2 separate regions of the Homo sapiens genome follow, and region 1 is linked to region 2. A link is an interaction called in ENCODE POLR2A ChIA-PET data of the cell type or tissue named here. Cell type or tissue: HepG2. All regions are shown on one strand. Each heading gives the region's core, and the rest is flanking DNA. Links, peaks and the distances in the headings are about the cores only. Region 1 overlaps ZDHHC20 (zDHHC palmitoyltransferase 20). Region 2 has its middle 15 kb from the start of SAP18.

Region 1 (11,316 bases), core at 4,628-7,127, 310 kb after region 2:
TTTTTAAAATTTTGGCTATTGTATTTTCAGTTTAAAAATCTCCATCTGGTTCTTTACATCTTCTATTTCTTTGTTGAGAATTCTATTTTTTCATAATTCAATAGCAAATTGAATCACTTTAAAGATAGCTGCATTAAAGTCCTTGTCAAGTAATTCCAACATCTGTGTCTTTTTGGTTTTAGTATCTATTCTCTTTTCTCATTTAGTTTTCCTGGTTCTTGGTAGGATGGATGGTTTTCAATTGTATCCTGAAATGTTTTAGTATTATGCTGAGACTCTAGATCTTATTTAAATTTGTTTTTGCAGGCCTCGTCTGACTCCGTGCAGTGAGAGATGTGGGAGCACCACCTTGTTGCCATCAGGTGGGAGTCCAAGTCCCAGCTCCCTGCTAGGCTTCTGCACACATATCTTGGCTGGGAAGGGTAGAGGTGCCTCCTTAGTGCTTCCCAGATAGCCTCCATTGACACCATGAGAGGGAACTTGTTACTGTTTGGGGTGGGGGGATGGAAGGGACACATCATTACTGCCCAGTGGGAATGAAAATCTAGGCTCCTGACTAGGGCTTCACCTTTTCTGATACTATCCCAGCAGGAATACTGGGGAAGAGACACAGGAGGGGGGTCTTGTTACAGCTGGGCAAGCAGGAGAGGTCTTAAGCTCAATACTCAGTCTTTGCTGGTGAGAGTGGGGGATGGAGCACAGTTTGTCTATTGTTTTTGGCTAGAGTAGGGCAGTTATTGTCTACAAGTTTTCTGTCTTACTAGGTTGTCCCTTTCCTGGCTTGACTAATAAAACTGGTCTTTTCTAGGGTTTGTTTTGGTCTGTATTCATTGGTGTTTCCAGGTTGACAGCTTCTCTAGCACATATATGAAGAAAAAAAAAATCTAGGGAACACACCACCATGTTATTCCTCAGGTCGCAAGGTCCCTAGCTGATCTGGCTTCTTCTTGATACCTTTCAGAGTCTCCTCAGGTTTGTTTTCTGCACACTTTCCATGGATTTTAGCTGTACTTACTAAGAAAAGGAAGAAGTCTCTATTTCATCTTGTCTCAGAACTGGAAGTCCCTGCTTGTCCTTTTACTGCCGAATAGCATTCTGTTATATGGAGGTATGACAACTTTATCCATTAATCAGTTCATAGGCATTTGAGTGATTTCACCTTTTTGTCTATTATGATTACTCGTGTATTCACCAAGCCTTTGGGTGGACATAATATTTTTGTATTAGTCCATTTTCACGCTGGTGATAAAGACATACCCAAGACTAGGAAGAAAAAGAGGTTTAATTGGACTCACAGTTCCACATGGCTGGGGAGGCCTCAGAATTATGGCTGGAGGCAAAAAGGCACTTTTTACACAGTGGAGGCAAGAGAAAATGAGGATGCAAAAGCAGAAACCCCTGATAAAACCATCAGATCTCTCTTGAGACTCATTCACTACCACGAGAACAGTATGGGGGAAACCACCCCCATGATTCAAATTATATCCCACTGGGTCCCTCCCACAACACAGGGGAAATTACAGGAGTACAACTGAAGATGAGATATGGATGGGGACACAGCCAAACAATATCAATTTTCATTACTTAATATCTAAAAATGGGATTGCTGGGTCTAATGTTAAATATGTGCTTAACTTTACCAGTAACAGCCAAACTGTTTTCAAAGTGGCTGTATTTGGCACAAAGTGTTTGGCACTTCCACTTACAATGGATCAGAGTTATAGTTGCTCCACATCCTCACCAATACTTAGAATTGACAGTTTTTAAAATTTAGCTGTTCTAAAAAATATGCAGTGGTATCTTCATTTCACTTTTGTGTTTTTCTAATAACTACAGCATCTTTTCATGTGTTTAACAATCACTATCCCTTATTTGTGAAGTTATATGTTCAATGGTGCCCCTCTTTTAACTGTATTGCTTATTGAGTCATGAGTTCTTCATATATTCTGGATACAAATCTTGATATGTGTGTGCCAATATTTTCTCCTAGGCCATAACTTGCCTCTTTATATTTTTAACAGTGTCTTTTGAAGAGCACAAACTCTTAATTTTGATGAAGTCTTAATTTAATTTATCAATTTTTTTCTTTTATCATTCATGCCTGGGAAATCTTTGCCAACCTATGAAAGTCACAGTTTCTCATATGTTTTCTTCTGGAAGTTTTATAGGTTTTATATTTAGGTCTGTAATATATTTCATTTTCATTTTATATCATTTCATATTTTTTATTATTTTTGAGACAGAGTCTTGCTCTCATTTTATTTCATATTTTATTTTATTATTTTTCAGACAGAATCTCGCTCTGTCGCCCAGGCTGGAGTGCAGTGGTGCGATTTCAGCTCACTAAAACCTCCGCTTCCTGGTTCAAGCCATTTTCCTGCCTCAGCCTCCCAAGTAGCTGGGACTAAAGGCATGCACCACAGTGTCCCACTAATTTTTTTTTTTTTTTTGAGACAGAGTCTCGCTCTGTAGCCCAGGCTGGTGTGCAGTGGCGTGATCTCGGCTCACTACAAGCTCTGCCTCCTGGGTTCACACCATTCTCCTGCCTCAGCCTCCTGAGTAGCTGGGACTGCAGGCGCCCACCACCATGCCTGACTAATTTTTTTTGTGTTTTTTAGTAGAGATGGGGTTTCACCATGTTAGCCAAGGTGGTCTGGATCTCCTGACCTCGTGATCCACCTGCCTCGGCCTCCCAAAGTGCTGGGATTACAGGCATGAGACATCTCTCCTGGACAACTTTTTTGTATTTTTAATAAAGATAGGGTTTCACCATGTTGGCCAGGCTTGTCTTGAACTCCTGACCTCAACTGATCCGCCTACCATGGCCTCCCAAAGTGCTGGGATTACAGGTGTGACCCACCATGCCCCCCCATGTAATCCATTTTAAAAAGTTGATACTTTGTATATGGTACAGGTAAAGGTTGAGGTTAATTTTTTTACATATGAATGGTGAATAGTTCTTACAGTGTTAGTTGAAATAACTATTTGTTCTTCATTAAATTAACCTGGAATTTTCTTATGGGAATCAACTGACTATACGTGTAAGGGTTTATTTCTGAACTCTATTTTGTTCCACTGGTCTATATGTCCATTCTTACTCAGATACTACAGTCTTGATTACATATAGCTTTCAGTAAATCTTGAAATCAGATAGTATGGGTCCTCCAACTTATTATTTTTCAAAAGTATTTTGGCTATTTTAGGTTTGCATTTCCATATAAATACTTACTTATTTTTACCTTTTTTAGAGACAGGATTTTGCTGTATTGCCCAGGCTTGTCTCAAACTCCTGGGCTCAAGCAGTCTGTCTGTCTCAGCCTCCCAAGTAGCTAGGACTATAGGCCTCCTGAGTAGCTAGACAGCTTGCATGCCATTGTGTCTGGCCCATGTAAATTTTAAACTCATCTTATTGATTTCCTTAAAAAAATACTCAAACAAGGCCAGGCATGGTGGCTCATGCCTGTAATCCCAGCACTTTGGGAGGCTGAGGCGGGCGGATCATGAGGTCAGGAGATCGAGACCATCCTGGCTAACACAGTAAAACTCCATCTCTACTAAAAATACAAAAAATTAGCCGGGCGTGGTGGCGGGTGCCTGTAGTCCCAGCTACTCAGGAGGGTGAGGTAGGAGAATGGCGTGAACCCAGAAGGCGGAGCTTGCAGTGAGCCGAGATCACTCCACTGCACTCCAGCCTGGGTGACAGAGCAAGACTCCATCTGGTGGGGGTGGGAGGCGGGAATTCACAAACAAAAATCTGCCTGGTTTTGTTTTTTGTTTGTTTGTTCTGGGAGATCCAGTGCTGGCTGATGCCTGGATTTTGACTGGCTGAACTTACAGATCAACTTGGGGAGAAGTAATGTCTTTGAAATATTGTCTTACAGCCCATGACCATGGCGTAGCTCTCCATTTTAGATTTTCTCTATCACACAGAATCTTGCACATATTTTATTAGACTTATCCCTAAAATATTTCATGTTTTTGATGCTATTATAAACAGCATTTCTAAAAATTCCAATTTTAATTACTCATTGCTATAGAATAGTATTTAGAAATATGTTTTAGTTTTTTTATTGACCTTGTATGCTGGCTCAATTCACTTTTCGGTTCTAGTAGCTTGTTTGCAGTTTCTTTGGGATTTTCTACATAAATGACTAGTCTGGTAATCAACAGGGTTTGTTTTCCTTTCCTACGTGTGTGTGTGTGTGTGTCTGTGTGTCTGTGTGTGTGCGTGCACACCATTTTAAAAGGAAGATTAAATACCTGATAAGTTGATACCGATATTTCCAATTAAAATTAAAGTCTACAGGGTTTTTACTTAACATCTTCTATCTCACATTTGTATCTCCTTTTTCCATTGAGAATTCTGGTTCTCAAGGACACAAGGGATGAAGAATTAGAATACCCCATATTGCTTACCCAATAATCTCGAGATAATGACAATAACACTGCCAGTAATATGATTACTTAAAAGTTTGAATAATTTTTTCATATATTCTCTCTCCATTCTCTAGTAGTTGTGCTGAATCAAAATTGTTAAAGCATATAGTATCCATTACAAACATTATTCCTCATTTAGTCTTAGTCTTGGGTCCACAAGAAAATAAATATTTAATGTTCATATTAGAGTTTAATTTGTATCTCTGCAGTCAATTTGGTTGTCTGAAGCTCATTGTCATTCTCTAGCAAACTAGTTTTGCTACAGATACTGTTCATGTTCTGTTTTTATGCAGTGATTTGGAGTGACTCAAAAATAATGTACTATTACCACCATCTTCCCTAAATCCATATGATGATGACTTTTTGAAAAGATCAGGCCAGATGTCTTGTGAAATGTCCTACAAATTCTAGAAATCGCTACCCATTAGCACACAGAGACATCCTTTTTTTTTTTTTAAAGCATTGCACAATATTCCGTTGTGTGGATATTCCAGTTATACAATCAGCCTTCTATTGATGGGCATCTGTGTTGTCGCCAATCCTTTGCCACTACAATGTTGCAATAAATAACCTTGTGCATGTGTTGTTTATTTGTGGAAGTTTATCTTCAGTGTAGATTCCTAACAGTGGGATTACTGAACCAAAAGTAAATCTGTCCACCATGTCTTTAGCTTTTTGCAAAAACCCTTTTATACGGGTTGTACCATTTTATACTTCTACCAGCAATGAATGAAACTGACTGTTTCTCTGCAGTCTACTCAATGAAGTTTTCAATCTTTTGGTATGGCAGGATAATTTTACCTCGTATTTATCTTATAAGTGAGGGTCAGTATCTTTTCTTATGCTTATGTGTCATTTTCATTTTTTTTTTCCTGTGAAACATCTGCTTACTTTTTTGTTTGTTTGTTTTTTCTATTGTGCTTGGTGATTCTGAGATGTTAGAGGCTTTCCTCATTGCCTTAAGATCATCCACCCATATTTTCTTCTAATGCTTGAATGTTTCCATTTTTTATATTCATTCTTGGTCCCTGTTGAAATGACCAATTCCAGGGGCAGGAAAAGTATCAAACAATGCTGAAATATATTGCCAGAAAGAAAGGAAGTACTAAAAAAACAATAAGGACACATCAAAGCACACAGAAACAAGATGGAAACTGGCTCCTACTGGCCAAATCTGGGACAAATTGAACAATAAAATACGTGTTAGATTATAATTCACAAAATAGAATTTGCCGGTGCATGCTGATATATGTGAGTGAATCAATAAATAAGTAAATGGGAGAAGGATAATCTCTTCCATACAGTAGAATTCTAACTAGTAAATGTAGAAGAAATCATGGAATTAGAAAACCACCATTTGGCAACCAGGACAGTAATAACTGTTTCAAGCAAGAATTCTCAATAGATGCTAAAAGGAGTAAGTGAAAGTAATAACAAACAGATTATTCACAGGGTTTCAAAATGTCTCCCAATAAGAAATGACTCAGGTTGGGTTCTCTGGAATCAGATGCTAAGACAGAGTTTGGGGTGCAATGTATTTACTAGGGACCAGCATATGTGAAAGGAAGGGGGAAGAGGTATAATTGGGCTAAGGGAGCAATCTCACTGCAATATAGTCCTGGCTTCAGCAACCGGCAGGGAGCTCTGAAGTGGGCAGTTCCACCCCATCTCACTCAGGCATTGTGTGCAAGCTGCACCAGGAAGGGTGTGACCTTGGGTGATATGAGTCATGCAGAAAGTGCTGGAAGCTATCTGCTGACTGCACTGACCAAAACTGAGCAACAAGTCCTTCCTCAAAAAGGAATCCGTGTGATGTGGTGGTCTAATAGAATATTAATTACAAAGAAAAACTGTACCTTTATAGAATGGAGAAACATAGCACACACTACCTTGGGTGTTGATCAACATTAATGGTCCCCAAAATGTTATAATGACACAGCATTACTTCTGTGACATTCTTGCTGAAAATACATATAGGCACATCTCATAAGGTGCTTTGATTTATTGTGCTTTGCAGACATTATGTTTTTTACAAATCGAAGGTTGTGGCAACCCTGCATTAAGCAAGTCTATCTGTGCTATTTTTCCAACACTTTGTGCTCACTTTGTGTCTCCGTGTCACATTTTGGTTAATTCTCACAGTATTTCAACCTTTTTCATTATCATAATATCTGCTCTGGTGCTCTGTGATCAGTGATCTGTGACGTTACTATTGTAATTGTTTTGGAGTACCACCAACTGCATCCATATACGATGGAAAACTTAATAAATGTGGTGTTTCTACCACTCCACTGACCAGACATTCCTCTATCTCTCTCCGTCTCCTTGGGCCTCCCTATTTCCGGAGACACAACAATACTGCAATCAAGCCAATTAATAATCCTACAATGGCCTCTAAGTGTTCAGGTGAAAGGAAGAGTCACACACCTGTCACTTTAGATCAACAGCTAGAAATGACTAAGCTTAGTGAGAAAGACATGTTAAAAACCAAGACAGGATAAACGCTAGGCCTCTTGGGCCAAAGTTAGCCAAGTTGTGAATGCCAAGGAAAAGTTCTTGAAGAAAATTAAAAGTACTACTCCAGTGGAGTGGCACTAACTTTGGCCCACGTTGTGTACGTGTACCCTAGAACTTAAAGTATAATAAAAAAAATTAATTTTAAAAAAAGTACTACTCCAGTGAATAGATGAATAAGAAAGTGCAATGAGGCTGATACAAAAAAAGTTTGAGTTTTCTAGACAGAGAGCCAAACCAGCCACAAACATTCCCTTAAGCCAAAGCCTAACTCAGAGCAAAGTCCTAACTCTCTTTAATTTTGTGAAGGCTGAGAGAGATGAGAAAGCTGCAGGAAAAAAGTCTTAAGCTAGCAGAAGTTGATTTATGAGGTTTAAGGAAATAAGCCATCTCCATAACACAAAAGTACAGGACGAAGCAGCAAGTTTTTATGTAAAAGCTGCAGCAAGTTATTCAGAAGATCTAGCTGAGATAATTGATGAAGGTAGCTATATTAGTCCATTTTCACACTGTGAAATTTGGGTGGGGACACAGAGCCACGCCATATCAGTGGCTACACTAAATAACAGATGCTCGCTGCAGATGAAACAGTCTTTTATTGGAAGAAGAGGTCACCTAGAACTTTCCTAGCCAGAGAGAGGAAGTCAATGTCCAGCTTCAAAGAATAGGGAGACTCTTCTCAGGAGCCAATGTAGCTGGGGACTTTAAGTTGAAGCCAATGCTCATTTACCGTTCCAAAAACCCTAGGGCTCTGAAGAATTATGCTAAATCCACTCTGCCTATGCTCTAGAAATGGAACAACAAAACCTGGGTGACAGCACATCTGTTTACAGTATGCTTTACTGAATTTTTTTTTTTTTTGAGATGGAGTCTCACACTGTCGCCCAGGCTGGAGTGCAGTGGCACAATCTCAGCTCACTGCCACCTCCACCTCCCGGGTTCACGCCATTCTCCTGCCTCAGCCTCCTAAGTAGGTAGGACTACAGGCGCCCGCCACCACGCCTGGCTAATTTTTTGTATTTTTAGTAGAGATGGGGTTTCACCATGTTAGCCAGGATGGTCTCGATCTCCTGACCTCGTGATCTGCCCGCCTCGGCCTCCCAAAATTCTGGGATTACAGGCGTGAGCCACCGCACCCAGCGGCTTTATTGAATATTTTAAGCCCACTGTTGAGACCTACTGCTCAGAAAAAAGATTCCTTTCAAAATATTACTGCTCATTGAAAATGCACTTTGAAACCCAAGGACTCTGATGGAGATGTACAAGGAGATTCATGTTGTTTTTATGCCTGCTAACACATCTATTCTGCAGCCCATGGATCAAGGAGTCATTTCAACTTTCAAGCCTTATTATTTATTTAAGAAATACATTTCATAAGGCTATCGATGCCACAGTGATTCCTCTGATGGATCTAGGCAAACTACATTGATCACCTTCTGGAAAGGATTCATCATTTCTAGATGCCATTAAGAACACTCGTTTTTCATGGGAGGAGGTCAAAATATCAACATTAACAGGACTACAGAAGAAGCTGATTCCAGTCCAAGATCATGGATGACACTAAACAGTTCAAGACTTCAGTGGAGGAAGGGACTGCAGATGTGGTGAAAACAGCAAGAGAAGTAGAATAAGAAACAGAGCCTGAAGATGTGATGGAATTGCTGCAACCTCATGATAAAACTTGAACAGACGAGGAGTTGCTTTGTATGGAAGAGAAAAGAAAATGGTTTTTTTGACATGGCATCTATACCTGGTGAAGATACTGTGAACACTGATGAAATGACAAAAACCATTTAGAATATTACATAAACTTAGTTGATAAAGTATCAGCAGGGTTTGAGAGGACTGATACCAATTTCTGAAAGAAGTTCTACTGTGAGTAAAATGCTGTCAAACAGCATCACATGCTACAGAAAAATATTGTGAAAGGAAGAGTCAACAGATGCGGCAAACTTCGTTCTTGTCGTTTTGAGAAATTGCCACAGCTACCCCAGCCTTCAGCAACAACCTCCCTGATCAGTCAGCAGCCATCATCATCGAGGCAAGACCTTTCACCAGCAAAAAGATCAAGACTTGCTGAAGGCTTAGGTGACTGCTAATTGCTAGCATTTTTTTAGCAAAAAGTATTTTTTAAAGACACAATGCTATTGCACACTTAACAGACTACAGTATAGGGTGAACGTAACTTTTATATGCAGTAGGAAACCAAAAACTTGTATGACTTGCTTTATTTTGATATTTGCTTTATTGTGGTGGTATGAAATCAAACCTGCAATTTTCCCACCAAGGTATGCCTGCAATTCTCTGAATCTAATCATGAGGAAAGATCAAATAAACCTAAATTGAGGAACATTTACAAAATAAACCTTGGCCGAGTGCAGTGGCTCACGCCTGTAATCCCAACACGTAAGGAGGCTGAGGCAAGAGGATCGCTTGAGCCCAGGAACTTGAGACCAGTTTGGGCAACATAGTGGGACCCTGTTTCTACAAAAATTTCAAATATTAGCCAGGCATGGTGGCATATGCCTGTGGTCTCAGCTACTAAAGAGGCTGAGGCAGGAGGATTGCCTGAGCCCAGGAGGTCTAGGCTGCAGTGAGCCACGAACACACCACTGCACTCCAGCCTGCACTCTGCACTGCAACAGAGTGATGACAGAGTGATACCCTGTCTCAAAACAAAACAAAACAAAGTAAAACAAACCTGTACTCTTAAAAAATCATGATTATGAAATAAAGACTGAAGAACTCTTCCAAATATAAGGACACTAAAGAGACATGACATCTGCAATGTGTGATCCTAGACTGAACTGTGGAGCAGAACAAGGAACTGAGTGGACAAATGAAGTCTGAATAGGCCTACAGATTAAAGAGTAGTATTTAATCAATACTAATTTATTGATTTTAATAACTGCACTCTGGTTATATAATATTCTAATTCCCAGGCGCGGTGGCTCATGCCTGTAATACCAGCAATATGGGAGGCTGAGGCAGGTGGATCACCTGAGGTCACAAGTTCAAGACCAGCCTGGCCAACATGGTGAAACCCCATCTCTACTAAAAATACAAAAATTAGCCAGGTTTGGTGGCATGCGCCTGTAATCCCAGCTACTCAACAGGCCGAGGCACAAGAATTGCTCAAACCCAGGAGGCAGAGGTTTCAGTGAGCCAAGATCGCGCCATGGCACTCCAGCCTGGGCGACAGAGTAAGACTGTTTCTCAGAAAAAAAAAAAAAAAAAAAAAAAAAAAAAAGACAATGTTCTTGTTCTTAGGAAATAAAGGTAAACATAGGTAAAGGGGCATTAGCTCTACAACTTACTCTCATACATTTCAGAGAGAGAATGAGTGAATGAATGAATGACAAAGCACATATGACAAATAGTAACACTTAGAAAATGTGGGTGAAGGTTATATGACTATTGTTTGTACTGTTTTTCAAAAGTCAAATTATTTTAAAATAAAAAGTTAAAAATTTAAGATACGGCAGGTGCAGTGGCTCAACACCTGTAATCCCAGCACTTTGGGAGGCCGAGGCGGGTGGATCACCTGAGGTCAGGAGTTTGAGACCAGCTTGGCCAACATGGTGAAACCCTGTCTCTACTAAAAATACAAAAATTAGCCAGGTATGGTGGCACACGCCTGTAGTTCCAGCTACTTGGGAGGCTGAGGCACAAGAATCACTTCAATCCGGGAGGCTGAGGTTGCAGTGAGCCGAGATCATGCCATTGCACTCCAGCCTGGGTGACAACAGCAAAACTCTGTCCAAAAACAAACAAACAAAAAGTGTGTGTGTGTGTGTGTGTATATATATATATGACAAAAGAAAGATTTTATCCATTTGTACTTTATACTAAAACATAGCATGAGGTATGGACCTGATTTTACTCTTAGAAAATATGTATCCAATTGTCCCATCTTTTCCTCTGTAATTTGATGTGCTATTTTTACAATATTCTAAATTTCTTTAATTAGTCTATTTCTGGACATTATATACTGTTCCATTAGTCAATACATCTGTCCATGCACCAGACCACACAGTTTAAAAAAAAAAGAGAGAGAGAGACTATTTTTTAGAGTAGTTTTAAGTTCACAGCAAAATTGGGCAGAAAGTAGAAAGTTCCTCATATACTTCCTGCCCCCACAGTTTTAATTATAAGGCTTTTTGGTTTAAAATCTGGGGGATTTCCCCTACTTATTGCTCTTAATTTTTCAGAGATTTCCTGATTGCTTATTCTTTCTTATTTTTCCATAAGACCTCTGGTATCCACTTGTCTAGCACCAGAAACAAAAAAATGTTTACTGGAATTAGAATTCATTTATACATTAATTGGGGGAGAACTGGCATCTTTGTAATGTTGAATTATTCT
Region 2 (11,316 bases), core at 4,501-7,000:
ATCGTGCCACTGCACTCCATCCTGGGAGACAGAATGAGACCATGTCTCAAAAAAAAAAAAAAAAAAAAAGTGGGTACAGGAGGAAGGAATGATGAAGTGTCCTGCGACTTGCAATCACAGGCAATGGTTTATCTTTTCTAATTTCATGTTTCTTCCATGTGATCTGGGACTCTTCTTTCCTCCATACACAGGACCTCTTCAAATGGGGAGATAATTTATGAGCATAAACTATCAACAATTAAGCTAAATCTCAAACACAATCTCAGTTTACTCAGCATTCCTTTGCTTTTTCATTTTTTGTTTTTATTTCTTGCTTGAGTGGTTAATATGCCTACATGGTTCAAAAATAGTATTTTTAGGCCGGGTGTGGTGGCTCACGCCTGTAATCCCAGCACTTTGGGAGGCCAAGACAGGCAGATCACCTGAAGTCAGGAGTTCGAGATCAGCCTGGCCAACATAGCAAAACCCTGTCTCTGCTAAAAATACAAAAATTAGCCAGGCGTGATGGTGTGTGCCTGCAATCCCAGCTACTCTTTAGGCTGGGGCAGGAGAATCAGTTGAACTCAGGAGGCGGAGGTTGCAGTGAGCTGAGATTATAGCACTGCACTCCAGCCTGGGCAACAGAGCAAGACTCCATCTCAAAAAAAAAAAAAAAGTATTTTAAAATATAACTAAATGTATTTTCATATATTATTTATATATTAATATATTACATGATTAATATTATTAAATAATTTATTGTATTAATAATAAATAAAATATTTTTATTAATAATAAATGTTTTATTAGTAAATATAAGGTTTATAAAATAAGTACAATAAGTATAAAATATTAATAATTATATTTACGTGTATATATACATATACATACATAAAATAAGGTATACAGTCTCTATAGGTTTCTACTTGTATTAGTTCCTCATGGACCTTTCCTATGTTCATTCATGAACAAACCAATGCAAATGTGCTTACTTACTCCTCCCCCTCCCCGTTTTATAAATAAAATGTAGCGCTCTGTCTACAATACTCAGCACGTTGCTTTTGTTCATTTAATGGTATATCCTGGACAATGATAATATCCTCATTATTTTTTACTGCTGCATTATATTCCTTTTTGTGAATGGGCCATAGTTTATTTAACCAAACTCTGACGGATGAGCATTTGGGTTTTTTAGTTTAAAGTCTTTTGTTGTGTCAAGCTTGTAACCATAGCCTTTTGTATACGTGTTTGTGTATCTGAATGATTAGTACTCAGAAAAGGGGTTGCAGAGTCAAACATATTTTTAAGTTGGATTAAATACTGCATTGACAAAGTGTTCCCTATTGGGGTGGTAACATTTTACATTTTCATCAGCAACTTAGGAAAGCTCCTGTTTCTTCAACGTTTGGGTTTTTGCTGATGCAATAGGTAGAAAGCAGTATTTCCGTCAAGTTTTAATGTGCCTACTTTTCTCTTACATGAGAGAGGTTGAGCATCCGTTCATTGATTCCAGGGCCATTTGCATTTCTTGTTCTATAAACTGTGTCCGTTGCCCATTTTTCATTTGGATTAATCTTTTCTATTTCTAAGAACTCCTTATAAGTCAGAGAGGGCCGGACAGATTGGCTCACACCTGCAATCCCAGCACTTTGGGAGGCCAAGATGAGAGGATTGCTTGGGCCCAGGAGTTCGAGACCAGCCTGGGCAACATGGTGAAACCTTGTTTCTACAAAAAAATCTAAAAAAATAGAAATTAAAATAATAATAATAAGAAGAAGTTAGAATAGCCCCGTGTCTGTGGCATAGTTTCCAGTATCTTTTTCTGGTTTGTCGTTTGTTTGCTGCTTATAGGCAGGGTCTTGCTCTGTCATCCAGCAGGAGTGATGTGGCACAATCAGGGCTCATTGCACCCTTGAACTCCTGGGGTCAAGTGATCCCCTCTGCCTCAGCCTCCCAAGTAGCTGGGACTACAGGCATGCACCACGCCCAGCCATGTCATTTGTTTTTTAACTTTGCTTATGGTGATTGATTTTTATGAAGTGGGATTATTCGCTCTGTCGCCCAGAATGGAGTGTAGTAGCACGATCATAGCTCTCTGCAACTTCAAACTCCCAGGCTCACGTTATCCTCCCACCTCAGCCTTCTGAGTAGCTAGGACTACAGATGCGCATCACACCCAGTTAATTTTTTATTTTAGTAAAGACAGTTTTGCCATGTTAGCCAGGCTGGTCTCGAACTCCTGACCTTAAGTGATCCACCTGCCTCAGCATCCCAAAGTGCTGGGATAACAGGTGTGAGCCACCATGCCAGGCCAATGTCCCCACTTAAAAATGCAACATCTATGCCTACCCAAACACTCCAAGCCCCTTACCCTGCTTTACCTTTTCCACAATGATCACTTCATAATATAATCTTTTTTTTTCTTTTTTTCTTTTTTTTTTTTTTGAGACAGAATCTCATTCTGTTGCCCAGGGTGAAGTGCAGTGGTATGATCTTGGCTCACTGCAACCTCTGCCTTTCAGATTCAAGTGATTCTCGTGCCTCAGCCTCCCAAGCAGGTGGGATTACAGGCATGCGCCACCACACCAGCTAGTTTTTTAATTTTTAATAGAGATTGGGTTTCACCATTTTGGCCAGGCTGGTCTCAAACTCCTGACTTCAGCTGATCTGCCCACCTCGGCCTCCCAAAGTGCTGGGATTACAGGTATGAGCCACCATGCGTGGCCGCTTTGTAACATGATCTATTATTCACTTATTTATTTTCTTCTTTTTATTGCCTGTCTTCTTCATATGACTATAAACTTCACTGGGACAGAGTTTTTTTCTCGTTTGTTTACTGAACATCTGCAGAGCCTAAACAGAGCCTCAAATGCAGGAAGTATTCAATAAATATTTATCAAGTGGATGAATTCAATTTTTGTTTTCTTTTTCCATTGGAGTTGGAGGTTTTTTTCTTATGAATTCTTTACATATTAAAGATATTGGCCGGGCGCGGTGGCTCATGACTGTAATCCCAACACTTTAGGAGGCCAAGGCGGGCGGATTGCCTGAGGTCAGGAGTTCAAGACCAGTTTGGCTAACATGGTGAAACCCTGTCTCTACTAAATATACAAAAAAATTAGCTGGGCATGGTGGTGTCCATCTTTAATCCCAGCTACTTGGGAGGCTGAGGCAGGAGAATGGCATGAACCAAGGAAGTAGAGCTTGCAGTGAGCTGAAATCGCACCACTGCACTCCAGCCTGGGTGACAGAGCAAGACTGTCTCAAAAAAAAAGATATTAGCCCTTTTGTCAATATGTTATATTTTTCTTAGAATATGTGTCCAAAAAAAGAGAATATGTCTCCCACTTTTCCTATGCATTTTCTTACATTATGGATAATATTTTATGAGCTGTATTATAGATATTTTCCTATACTTAAAAAAAATTTGGCCTGGCACGGTGGCTCATGCCTGTAATCCCAGCACTTTGGGAGGCTGAGGCTCCCTCCTCAATCCCAGTAGGCACCATTCCCACCATTGTGTCTCTCCCAGTGGCCACCTGCATTCACAAAGCATTGCCTTTATTCCTGGCACACACAGATAATAATTGAGGTCACTGTGTGATCACTGCATGCTATGCCCCTCCAGGATCCCATTTCCACCAAGAGGAGCTTGCCACTGCCTTCCAACCCAACCACCTCAGACAGCCAACCCCAGAACCTCACTGCTTTGGCCTTAGGGTTTGTTCCCCGCCCCGCCCCCACAACCTCCGCCCCTCCCCCCTACTCCCCGTCCCCTGCCCCCTGCCAGATTCCTATGTTGAATAGTCCCCACTGTGTTGGTATTGAGAGTTGAGATCATTGGTAAATGATCAGGTCATAAGGATGGACTCCTCATGAATGTGATTAGTGTCCTTGTTTCTGTTACAGGCTGGAGTGTAGTGGTGTGATCTCTGCTCACTGCAACCTCTGCTTCCCAGGTTCAAGCGATTCTCCTGCCTTAGCCTCCCAAGTAGCTGGGATTACAAGCATGTGCCAACCACACCCAGCTAATTTCTGTATTTTTAGTAGAGATGGGGTTTCACCATGTTGGCCAGGATGGTCTTGATCTCCTGACCTCATGATCCACCCACCTCGGCCTCCCAAAGTGCTGGGATTACAGGTGTGTTGCCCAGGCTGGAATGCAATTGTGCAATCTCGGCTCACTGCAACCTCTGCCTCCTGGGTTCAAGTGATTCTCCTGCCTCAGCCTCCTGAGTAGCTGGGATTACAGGCATGTGCCACAACCCCCAGCTAATTTTGTATTTTTAGTAGAGACGGGGTTCCTCCATGTTGGTCAGGCTGGTCTTGAACTCCCGACCTCAGGTGATCCGTCTGCCTCGACCTCCCAAAGTGCTGGGATTACAGGAGTGAGCCACTGCACCTGGCTCTCCCTCTGTCTCCCTCTGTCACCCGGCTGGAATGCAGTGGCGTGATCTCAGCTCACTGCAACCTCACCTCCCGGGTTGAAGCAATTCTCAGACCTCAGCCTCCCGAGTAGCTGGGATTACAGGCACCCACCACCATGCCTGGCTATTGTTTGCCCTTTTTTGCCCTTCTGCCATGTGAGGACACATAGAAGGTGCCATCTAAGAGGAACGGGCCCTCACCAGACACTGAATACCTGGCTCCTTGATCTTGGACTTCCCCACCTCCAGAACTGTGAGCAAGACATTCTGTTGTGTATAAATTACGCAGTCTAAGCTGTTTTGCTACAGCAGCCTGAACAGACTGAGACACCCACATTTGAGAGTTGTTTCCTGGGGCCACTTCTGGCACCAAACACGCAGTGTTCAATTGGAAAAACAAACCATTCTAGATATTTTAAGCAGAAAGGGATTTAAATTACGGAATCAGATACTGTAAAAACTGCTGGCAGGTCTAAAGGAGCAAAAATCCAGGGAAGTTTGTCAAAACAGCATGAAGAAAGATGCTAAGTAGCATGAAAAAATCCAGGAAAGTAAGGTGTTAGTTTCCAGGTTCATCATGACAGCTATGGGACGGGGACCTAGGAAATTGCTGCCCCCTGTTCCCTGGTCAGAAACCTCCATGATGCTCAAACGCCCAACAGGGAGGGGCAGCCTCGCAGCGGGTGCCTGGAGGTGGCTGCAAGGCCTCAGGTGTGCTGAGGTCCCCACATGCCCCCTGCTTGCGGCCTCGGCATCCCTTTGTCTTTCAAATAATGCAGGAGTACCTAAACTTGGTCCTTGGCAGAATGTAAATCCTGGAACCCTGGAGGCAAGAGGGTCTGGGAAATGCAGTTCTAGGATTCCGAGGAAGGCAGTGGAGATAAACCGTGGCTGAAGATAAAAAGAGGGAGAGAAAGCTCCCTAATGTCTAGCACACTCCATTAGAAACCTGGCCGGGCGCGGTGGCTCACGCCTGTAATCCCAGCACTTTGGAAGGCCGAGGCGGGAGGATCACGAGGTCAGGAGATCGAGACCACGGTGAAACCCTGTCTCTACTAAAAATACAAAAAAAAAAAAAAAAAGAAAAGAAAAATTAGCCGGGCATGGTGGCGGGCGCCTGTAGTCCCAGCTACTCGGGAGGCTGAGGCAGGAGAATGGCGTGAACCCAGGAGGCGGAGCTTGCAGTGAGCCGAGATAGCGCCACTGCACTCCAGCCTGGGCGACAGAGCGAGACTCCATCTCAAAAAAAACCAAAAACCAAACAACAACAACAACAAAAAACTTCTTTCTAATCAGGAATTCAGCTCTCTTCATTATACTCACTCTTTCTGTGAATCTCCTGACCCCCCCCCCCGCCCCCCGACAGGCTATTTCTCAGGGCCTGGTCCACAGGCCAGGTGTGCCCCATCCCAATCCTACTAAAATGTGCTCTCTGCAGGCAGCCTTTTTAGGACCACCATTAAGTACGCTGACAACCAAAACTTTCCTTTTCTCCAAGCTGTGAAGCTAAGGTTTCTGGAGTTTCCAATGGTTGCAAAGCCCACATAACTCGCTGAGCAACTGAGCTTGTGTCTGCTCCCCCTGTGCTGGCACACTGCCCAGAGTGGCAGCTTGCGAAGTCAGGAGCAGGATGGGGCATCTGAGACGGCCCTGCCTCCTCAGTACGCTTCAGCACACTCCAGTGTGTGAGTACAAGGCAGGAAGCGCTGGCTGCTGTCATTCCCTTTGTCCTGAAGAATGACAAATAGTCCACTGTAGGGTCCCAGCGGCTTCCCTGCCATGCCCAACTCATACCCTCAGTATAAATTACAAATTTACAGTTACACACCCTACCATCATACCTTAGCAGAGAAAAAAAATTAAGCTGAGTTACAAACTAGATGTTATTAAAAGCCTAAAGATTATGGTTACAAAGAAAAATATAACTATTACAAATTCTCAAGGCTTAATTATTTTTTCTTTGTAAAGACAGGCAGGCTGGACACAGTGGCTCATGCCTGTAATCCCAGCACTTTGAGAGGCCGAGGTGGGCGGATCACCTGAGGTCAGGAGTTCAAGACCAGCCTAGACAACATGGTGAAACCCTGTCTCTACTAAAAATACAAAAATTAGCCAGGTGTGGTGGTGTGTGCCTGTAGTCCCAGCTACTCGGGAGGCTGAGTCAGGATAATCGCTTGAACCTGGGAGGCAGAGGTTGCAGTGAGCCAGGATTGAGCCACTGCACTCCAGCCTGGGCAACAAGAGCAAAACTCCGTCTCAAATAAATAAATAAAGGCAATTAAAATGTAAATTTGTAAAACAACAACAACAACAACAAAATAAAGGCTTGTGATACTACCCACCAGAATAGATCAAGCAAAAATTTGGATCCGGTAATTTTTTTTTTTTTTTTTTTTGAGATGGAGTCTTGCTCTGCCACCCAGGCTGGAGTGCAGTGGCGCCATCTCAGCTCACTGCAAGCTCTGCCTCCCGGGTTCACACCATTCTCCTGCCTCAGCCTCCCAAGTAGCTGGGACTACAGGCGCCCGCCACCACGCCCAGCTAATTTTTTGTATTTTTTTAGTAGAGACGGGGTTTCACCATGTGAGCCAGGATGGTCTTGATCTCCTGACCTCGTGTGGATCTGGTAATTTTTAAGTCTTAAAAATTCTTTGAACTCAGAACTGTAAATAATGAAGAGATGTCCAAAGCATTGGCAGGCCTTGCACAGAAATTTCCTGGCTGCTTGAATTTCAAACCTCTCGCCTTCCCAAGTCAGTGAGCACCAAGCTTTGGGAATGATTCCCAACCCCAGGGAGCCCTCGAAACAGCTGAGGTCCTGGGCTTTCCCTGGAGGTGTTGGTTTCCGTTGTTTGTTGTTATTGTTGTTTTAAGATTCCCAGGTGCTTCTAATATGCAGCCACAATTGAAAACCTCTGGTTTAAGGGTTAAATAAGGCGGACATCTCAACTGTTTTCATATTGCTACTTCACTACTTCTACTACTCCCAGAAATAATCTAGTAACTATTTCCAGTCCCACAATGTAATGGTCTTGAACTGATGCCATTTAAAGTTGTGTTCACCTGGCCTGTAACAGCCACCTTGACTCCTTTCATAGCCTGGGGTTGTGGCTGACTTTTGTGACTTTCCCTGAGTGAAATGGTGTGTGCACTAGAGTTACTGTCTTCTCTCCTGGCTGGCCATTTTGAAATACCTTCCACATACAATACATGCCTACTTATTTGCTTTTTCTCCCTTTTCGTTGATCAGGACTTAAGAGTTTTGAAAGTTGATTAAAATAAATATTCTTCAGAACTTGAATCTGGCTGTCAAGAATGTGAGTGAAGCCCCATACAGTGGCTCACACCTGTAGTCCCAGCAGTTTGGGAGGGCAAGGCAGGAGGATCACTTGAGCCCAGGAGTTCCAGACCAGCCTGGGCAACATAGTCACTCTGGTTGGGGCATGCCCTCTGCACCAGCTCTGGGAGGTGATTCTGCCTGTTTTGCTGACTGCCCAACCTCACAGAGTGGTTGTGTGTTTTTCTAAGCCTAATCGATCAGCCTTCTTGGTGGTTCTATGAGCTGCTTTTTCAGTCCATTCCTTTTCTTAAATTGGCCAGAGTCCTTCCATGTTTGCAAGAAGAATCCCAACTGCTATGACTCTTATTCTAATTAAAATAAAATTCAAACTCCTGTCATGGTCTCAGATAGGTGACCTGGCCCCTGCCCACATCTCTGGCCTTTCTGTCCTTTGTCCTCCCTGCTCCAGCCCCTGGCCTGGCTTCTTTTTTTTTTTTTCCTTTTTGAGACAAAGTCTCACTCTGTCCCCCAGGCTGGAGTGAAATGGCGCAATCTCGGCTCACTGCAACCTCTGCCTCTCGGGTTCAAGTGATTCTTCTGCCTCAGCCTCCTGAGTAGCTAGAATTACAGGTGCCCGCCACCACGCCTGGCTAATTTTTTTTATATTTTTAGTAGAGACAGGGTTTCACCATGTTGGCCAGGCTGGTCTCGAACTCCTGACCTCAGGTGATCTGCCCGCCTCGGCCTCCCAAAGTGTTGGGATTACAGGCGTGAGCCACTGCGCGTGGCTGGCCTGGCTTGCTTTCATTCTCCCTACATGCAGCCTGGGCCATCTCAGCCCCTTCCCAGAGCTCACCTTCTGCCTGCAAGCCCCATCTCCCAGATCTCCAGGCTGTCTCTTCTCATTTGGCATCACTTCAGGGCCCTGTGTGTTTCTCTTTCTCTTTTTTTTTTTTTTTTTCTGAGACAGGGTCTTGTTCTGTCACATAGGCTGGAGCGCAGTGGCACAATCATAGCTCACTGCAGCCTTGACCTCCTGGGCTCAAGTGATCCTCCTACATTAGCTTCCCAAGTAGCTGGGACCACAGGTGCACACTACCATACCCAGTTAATTTTAAAATTTTTTTGTAGAGATAGGGTCTTACTATGTTGTCCAGGCTGATCTTGAAGTCCTGGGCTCAAACAATCCTTCTGACTCAGCCTCCCGAAGTGTTGGGGTTATAGGCACGAGTTTCCAGTTTATTTGGGTAAATACCAAGGAGCATGATTGCTGAATTGTATGATAATAGTATGTTTAGTTCTGTAAGAAACTGCCAAACTGTCTTTCAAAGTGGCTGTACCATTTTGCATTTCCACCAGCAATGAATGAAATTTCCTGTTGCTCTACATCCTCAGCATTTGGTATTGTCAATGTTTTTTATTTAGCTGCATAAACAATCATGTCACCTGCAAACTACAACAGTTCTTTTTTTTTTTTTTTAAACTAGTTTATATAAATAGAGACAGGGTTTTGCTATGTTGCCCAGGCTAGTCTCAAACTACTGGGCTCAAGTGATCTGCCTGCCTCAGCCTCCCAAATTTCTGGGATTACAGGCATAAGCCACCATGCCCAGCCAGTACAACAGTTTTAATTCTTCCTCCCCAATCTGTCTACCTTTACTTTTCTTTTCTCATCTTGCATTAGCTAGGACTTCTAATACAATATTAAAAAGCAGTAGTGAGAAGGGACATCCTTTCCTTGTTCCTCATCTTAGGGGGAGGACTAATTTCTCACCATTAAGAATATGATGTTAGCTGTAGGCTTTTTGTAGATGTTCTTTATCTAGCAGAGGAAGTTCCTCTTTATTCCTAGTTTGCTGACAGTTTTTTTTATCATGAATGGGCGTTTGATTTTGTCAAATGCTTTTTTTTATATTATTGATATGATATTATTTTCCTTCTTTATTATTATTATTTTTTTGAGATGGAGTCTTGCTCTGTTGCCCAGGCTGGAGTGCAGTGGCCCAATCTTGGCTCATTGCAACCTCCGCCTCCTGGGTTCAAGTGATTCTCCTGCCTCAGCCTCCTGAGTAGCTGGGATTACAGGCACCTGCCACCACACCCGGCTAATTTTTGTATTTTTAGTGGAGATGGGGTTTTTGTATTTTGTTTTGTATTTTTAGTAGAGACAGGGTTTCACCATGTTGGTCAGGCTGGTCTCAAACTCCTGACATTGTGATCCGCCCACCTCGGCCTCCCAAAGTGCTGGGATTACAGGTGTGAACCACCACGCCCAGCAACATCAGCTGATTTTTAAATATTGAGCCAGCCTTGCATACCTGGGATAAATCCCACTTGGTTATGGTTTTTTAATACAACATTGTTGGATACAATTTGCTTATATTTGTTGAGGATTTTTGCCTCTGTGTTCATGAGAGATACTGATCTATTTTTTTTTTTTAAGCCAGGATCTCATCTTGTCACCCAAGCTGGAGTGCAGTGGTGCAATCCTGGCTCACAGCAGCTTCAGTCTCCTAGACTTAAGTGATCCTCCCACCTAAGCCTCCCAAGGAGTGGGGACTATAGACATGCACCACCACGCCTGGCTACTTTTTCATATTTTTTATAGAGATGGGGTTTTGCCATGTTGACCAGGCTGGTCTCGAACTCCTGACCTCAAGTGATCTGCCCACCTTGACCTCCCAAAGTGCTGGCATTACATGTGTGAGCCACTGCGTCTGGCCCTAAAATGTCTTTAACCATGTAACACATATTTTAATACCAGTTATACATTTATTTGGGAGCGGTGGCTCACTTGTGTAATCCCAGCACTTTAGGAGGCCTCTACAGCTTGCCTCTGGTAAATATGTTGCTGACACTCTGCAGACTCTTGAGGAAGTAGATGTCTGTTTGAAAACCATTTTCCATCTAATCATTCAAATGCTTAAATTAGGGATTAAAATGAGAGACATTTCAACTCTCTGAAAAGACAATGCCACCCCTTTTTCTGTTCCACTGGCTTAAAAGTAAGTGGGTTTCCAAATCCTACACCTTAGGGTCTAATTGGTGGGAACAGCCTAGTAATTTATCCAACTGTTCATTGATATAATTCAATAGGCATTAACTGAGCACTAGCTATGTGCTAGGTAGGCTCTGTGGACTGGGCTAGGAGCTGGGGATGCAGAGGTAAGACAGAGCCTCTGCCCTCAGGCAGTTTACATTCTATAAAGAGAGGGTGACATAAGTCACATAAATCAGAAACGAGAGATGCTATGAGAAATAAACAAGCGATTGCTGATGGAGGAGGGAGGCAGAGAGAACTCTACATTACTAAAGCTGAGAAAGGCCTCTCTGAGATTACTTTGATAATAGAGTGAGTGAGGACTGAGGATGGGACAAGGGTGTGGGGGAAGATTGTCTCAGGCAGAGGAAGCAGCAAATGTTAACGTCCTGGTCTGGTAGGGAAGGCCCACAGGGCTGCAGAGCAGTGAATTAGGAGGATGGCGGGAGAGGAGGGTGGAGGAGTCATCAGTATCTTAGTATGGAAGTTAGCTTTTGTTCCAAAGTACAATGGATACTTTGAAGGTTTTTAATCAAGGGATTAGGACTTTTAAAACACTACCCCTCTGGCTATAGCGTGAAGAATGCCAG

The links. ChIA-PET counts read pairs that join two places held together with the same protein. Peaks named below come from ENCODE experiments on the same cell type or tissue, not always from the same donor. Only the 100,000 strongest peaks of a DNase experiment are listed, where the experiment ranks them.
Region 1: POLR2A ChIA-PET joins it to region 2 with 7 read pairs; 1 of 35 experiments calls an interaction of 5 or more read pairs at or near these places.

Annotation. Positions count from the first base shown.
Region 1 is chr13:21,429,898-21,441,213 of GRCh38, forward strand. The region is part of intron 1 of ZDHHC20 (zDHHC palmitoyltransferase 20); the gene reads right to left. Among named protein-coding and RNA genes, the nearest start is that of ZDHHC20, 24 kb to the right of the region's middle. In HepG2, for the core only: no CTCF peak of the experiment used is centred there; a DNase peak (open chromatin) is centred at 6,144.
Region 2 is chr13:21,118,995-21,130,310 of GRCh38, forward strand. No RefSeq gene overlaps it. Among named protein-coding and RNA genes, the nearest start is that of SAP18, 15 kb to the right of the region's middle. RefSeq lists an enhancer at 11,010-11,316. In HepG2, for the core only: no CTCF peak of the experiment used is centred there; a DNase peak (open chromatin) is centred at 6,037.